Regions from separate parts of the Homo sapiens genome. Here region 1 is linked to region 2. The links are chromatin contacts, found by Hi-C in ENCODE. All regions are on one chromosome and are shown on one strand. The core of a region is the stretch at or near the end of the contact, and the rest is flanking DNA. Distances in the headings are between cores, read along the strand shown. Region 1 holds the start of LINC00622 (long intergenic non-protein coding RNA 622). Region 2 has its middle 49 kb from the start of LINC01780.

Region 1 (2,700 bases), core at 136-2,635, 320 kb after region 2:
TGCAAATCAAAACTACAGTGAGACACCACTTCTTACCCACTAGAATGCTATAATAAAAAAGGACAGTAACACCTGGGGGAAGTGAAATAATGACGTGGAAAAACTAAAACACTCACGCATTGTTGATGGGACATGCAGTCACGTTGGAAACCAGTTTGGCAGTATCTTAAAATGTTGAAGATATATTTACCATATGACCTAGCACTATCACTTCTAGCTATCTACCCAGAAGAAAAAAACCTATGTCCACACAACACATGAATGTGAATATTCATAGCAACTTTATCCATAATTGTCCATAAAGTAGAAACACTCAAATATGTATCAACTGATAAATGAATAAACTAATGGGAGCTATCCATACAATTTAATAGGATTTGTCCCCTAACAGGATTAAAATATTGATATGTGCTGCCACATACATGAACCATAAAAGTATATTAAAGTAAATGAAAGAAGACAGATACAAAAGACCACATATTGCATGATTTCATTTATATGGTCTCCAGAAAAGGCAAATCTGTAGAGTCAGAAAGTCAATTAGAGGTTGCCTGGAGCTGGGGACTGGGAAAAAGTGGTGGTGACTGATGAACATAGGGGATTTCTTAGGAATGATAGAAATGTTGCAAAACAGGATCATGGTGATGGTCACACAAGTCTAAAATTTTACTGAAAATAATTTAACTGCACACTTAAAACAAGCGAATGTTATGTCAATTATACCTCAGTAAAGCTGTTTAAAAACAAAAGAAATTTAGTAGTGTGGCCCCCATCAGTCTTGCCCTTTGTTTAATTTCTCACTTTCTTTAGGGCTTTTATTTATCGGTTCCACTCAGAGACTCCAAGAGACACTGGCTGAAATCTATCAGCCTCCAGAACTCTCAACAGCATAGGGAATGTCTGGCCCCATCCGAAAGGTGATGGGATCTGTAAGGTGCACTCTAGCATGTGCTATAGCAGGCAAAGGTGTGTGATGCACCTGGGTGGTTCAGATAGTGCTCCACATGTCTCAGCAAGACCCAGGGCCTGTAGCTATCGGAGAACAAGCTGCTACATCTTGCAGCACAGGGCCAACCTTTTCTAGGCAAGTGGGTTTGAAGCATTGGTAGTCAGGTCCCAAGTAGCAGTTGAATGTTTTCAACATGGGAGGAGGGCAAGACCTAGAGTGGGGTTTCAAAGCAAATCATTTGTAGAATATTACTTCCAACAACTGCAGAAAGCATTCGTTTCAAGTGTTTATGGGATGTTCACCAACACAGACCTTTTGCTGCACCATAAAACAAGTCTCAATATATACACAAGGATCAAAATCATACAGAGTATATGCTATGGCCACAGTAGTATTTAATTAGAAATTCAAAACAATAAGATATCTAGAAGATTCCCAATTTCAGAAAACAAGCTACATACTCTGTTGGTATCGGTCACTTGGGTCAAAGACGAACTCACAAGAAAAAATTCAAAACATCATTAACTGAGTGATGATAACCCGATGCATCAAAATGTTGGCTGCAGCTGACACAGTGCTTAGAGAGAAACTTACAACTTTAAATGCCTGTAGTGGAAATGAGCAAAGGACTAAAGTCAATTATATATGCTTTTATAATAAGAACCCTGAAAAAAAGGAGTAAAACAACCCCCAAGTTAATAAACATAAGCTGATAATAAAAACAAAGAAAATCATGAAATAGAAAAATGAACAAACAATAGAGACAATCAATGGTCAATCCTTCTGTACTCCATGAACAAAACTTCAGTTCAGAATGATTTTATATTTAAATATATATCCAGAACCACAGAGATCTTAGAAGAATAAATTAAGAAAATATAGGAATAAAATGAAAATTCTGTGGGAATAAAAATCAGAAAGTAGCTGCCTACCAGGGTAAATTGGGGGCAGGGGAGGGAATTAACTAAGAACAGGCAGAAAAGAACTTTCTGCAGTGAAGGAAATGACCAATACATTTTTTGGGTGCTACTTACATGGGCATACATAACTGTCAAGGTTCATCAAACTAAACACGAGCTCTGGGCATTTTAGTGAATATAAATTACACCTGATTACACCTGGATTTTTTTTTTTTTTCTTTTTTGAGACGGAGTCTCACTGTGTCGCCCAGGCTGGAGTGCAGTGGCGCAATCTCAGCTCACTGCAAGCTCCGCCTCCAGGGTTCACGCCATTCTCCTGCCTCAGCCTCCTGAGTAGCTGGGACTACAGGCGCCCACCACCAGGCCCAGCTAAGTTTTTGTATTTTTAGTAGAGATGGGGTTTCACCGTGTTAGCCAGGGTGGTGTTGATCTCCTGAATTCATGATCTGCCTGCCTCGGCCTCCCAAAGTGCTGGGATTACAGGCATGAGCCACTGCGCCTGGCCTCGATTTTTTTAAGTAGAGGAAAGTATCTTGGAGAGCTTATGGTGGTGAAATTTGGGCAGTTCTCAGGTATACGCTCAAGGAGCATTCACAGCATCTTCAGAAATTTGCTGAGAATGGTTTTGTACCCAAAAATATGGGAAAAGTTCAAACATCTATGATAAGAGTCATTGGAGCATACAACCACAAATCCCCACTCCTGTGGTACAGGCCATATCATTAAATGGTTAACACTAGATAGCTTTCCTTCAATGGTGTTCTTCATCTAGGAACCCAGAGCTCTCTGGGGGAAAATTGCAATTGAGGTTTTGGATATATTGAATAGGTA
Region 2 (2,700 bases), core at 156-2,655:
CACTATTCGTTAGCCTAGGAATCTATTCTTTTTCAAAATGGATTAAGCAATGTCTTCCCTACCTCCATCTCAGGACAGTGAGGGTAAATGAAGCCCACTGTGAAGCTCCTTAGAACTGGTACTGCCACACAAAAGTAAAGTACAGGTTGGGTATTGCCATCATCTGTCTGTCTCTATATCTATCCATCCATCCATGCTGTCTAATCACTCCTAAGCTGTGTGTCACAGAAGGATAGAAAACATTGTTGAATCTATAATACCTAGTACAGTTTCTACAGCTTCTGCACAAAGCAATTGTTCATTAATTTTCTAGTGAAGACAATGATAATGAGACCATCTGAGGGTTTGGGAGACAGATCATTGCAAACAGCTACACCACTGATACTAGAATTCCTAGAATGTCCCATCTCCTACCTCTGGCTAATTGCTTCTTTGAGACTCAGTTTAACACACCATCTTTGCTAAGAAAGCCTTCTGTCCTCAGTACCTTAGTACCAGTACTCATGTCTGAGTTGAGTACCTTCTCCTGCTACCATAGAATCCTCTGCACACTTTGGTCATTTCTCTTACTGTGGTGGACTTTGTCTCTTGACATGAAGGGAAGGTCTATGAAATGAGGGATTATGTTCTAATAATATTTATCAGCATGGCTCAATTCCTGGCACAATGCAAGAATGCCATAAATAATAAATTAGTAGTATGATGTGTATTCCCTTGATTTTTGTCTGAATATTAGCCTCATGCCATATAGACTGTTGTGTAGAGGAAATATTACTTAGATAGGTGCTTAAAGATTTCTTTTGTGGCCTTGTCAAATGGGTAGAAAAAATGAAGTCAGGAGGTCTGGGTTGAGTTTTTGACCCTACATTTTCTTAGAGAAGATATGATTCCAAGCATTGTGCTTCTTTGAAGCTTCTCTTGAGCAGATGTTGTGGGTTTTACTCAGACTGTGTCCCTCACAGGGGCTGGAGACCTAGGAGGTTAGCTTCAAACAGCGACAGCAAAATGCACCAACACCCAAGGAACTTCTAAAGGGTTACTGGTGGAATAATATTATCCTTCCATTTGTGTTAGTTTGTTTTTTAAACCTCAGAGTGTTCATATGTGTCCACAATATTGTGGACTCTTTAAAAGGAGTCAGAATGTCAGAATTTGTTTTTGTATGTCTCGTTTCTAGCACAGAGTAAGCACTCGGTAAATATTTACTGATTTATATTAATATATCTGTCGAGCATGTACCTTCAAGTTTGGGACAAGGTTCTGATTTTATTGCCCCTAGTTATTGATCCATTTCTCTACTAGACCATTTCTTTTTGCTCTGAGGTGCCCGGCAACGTGATAACACAGCACACATATGGAATAGCCTGGCCAGGTTACCTCTTTAGACAGTGAGTCAGAAAGACAAAGGCAAAGGAATTGTGAGTCATGCATTCCAGGGAGGACATACACAGCAACGTAACTCATTTTTAATAACGGGCTCAGAATTATGAATTAAAGCATTAACTAACACCCTGTGGTGTCCTGGAATGTGACCACCAAAAAGTCATTGCCATAGGGGCAGGTCTGGGTTGGTTCAGCAACTTTCAAATGCCAGCTGGACTACAGGAAGAGTTTGTTGCATTAAGTAATTTATGGGGTGCTACGAAGTTCCTTAAGCTATTATTAAAAACATGCAAACTCCTCCTTGGTTAGACCTCTAGTAAGTCAGACTTCTAACTAAGCAGAACTGATAGGCCTGTCTTTTGATGTTTAACGAGTTCTGCAGCAGATGTGAGATGTGATGGACAGGGCTGTGGTGGTGATTTACTGGTCATGAAACAGAATGATGAGAGCCCTCTCCTGAAAAAAGAAAATGTAGCCAAAGGACAGGTTCCCCCCGGCCCCCCACAACCCCTGGCCTTCCTCTCCCACCAATCCCTTCCCCTTCTTTCTTTCTGCATGTGTTTTTGATTTCCTTACCCCCCTGCCTCTCAAGACTGGGATCATTTCCATTCAGGCACACACAGAACACTGCAAGCTAATTAGCCTTGGATACAGCCACAGGAAGTCAGGCTGCCAAATCCTCTTTCCCCCACAATTCCTCAACTTTCTGAGCCTGCCTCAGGCCCATGGCCTTGCACTAGGCCTCTCTGTATAAGTTGCCAGTTCTAATTTTGCAATTTCCCTTCACCTTATCGAATATGCCCCAAGCCTGCCAGTGGATGGAGAGGGAAAGGCTTTGGAGTCAGTCTTGTCCTCTGGACTTTTTCCACTAGCCCCTTCTCTGCTTTCTCCCTACAATTAGGGAGACTTGTTTGGATACAGTTTCAGTGTTGACTTGTTAATCTGACCTTTGTTAATGCTTTTTAAAGGAGAGCATTGCCCATAATGCAAGAAGCTTGGGAGAGTTCCCCACTAGGCTCTTCCATCCCACTCACATCCCCAACTCCCAGGGGCCCTGTACCTCTGACTTTTCATAAAGGTTAAACTATTTTCCCACAAACTGTAGATGTCAGCCCTTCCCTAACTGATTTAGCTTGAGAGCCCTTCACACTTACTGGAATAGGGTGTGAAAGGAAGACGAGGAGAAGAGAGAGGGCTGAGAGGTGGAGAGTTGATAGCCTGGGCTCTGGGACCCATACAGGGGAGGCATGGCGTGTGGGCTCCTCATAAGGGGCACCACTCTATGGAAGCCCTGAATTGGAGGCAGTCAATGGTAGT

Evidence for each region. A loop is a pair of places that touch in the nucleus more often than their neighbours do. Pooled maps may share reads with other maps.
Region 1: a map with no recorded cell type shows a loop between it and region 2 (2.8-fold over the local background). The contact joins the promoter of LINC00622 here to the enhancer-like site in region 2. A Hi-C loop is called at or near these places in 1 of 168 maps with a recorded cell type or tissue (mammary epithelial cell), 5 of 37 single-sample maps with no recorded cell type and 9 of 50 pooled maps.

Annotation. Positions count from the first base shown.
Region 1 is chr1:119,597,906-119,600,605 of GRCh38, forward strand. It overlaps LINC00622 (long intergenic non-protein coding RNA 622), which reads right to left and starts at 1,386. Exons shown (of 1, transcript NR_036540.1): 1 at 1-1,386.
Region 2 is chr1:119,278,171-119,280,870 of GRCh38, forward strand. No RefSeq gene overlaps it. Among named protein-coding and RNA genes, the nearest start is that of LINC01780, 49 kb to the right of the region's middle. Within about 2 kb of position 1,406, at least 4 of the 41 ENCODE cell types and tissues checked have a DNase peak (open chromatin) inside an H3K27ac peak, as active enhancers do; they include mammary epithelial cell, where a contact is called at or near this core.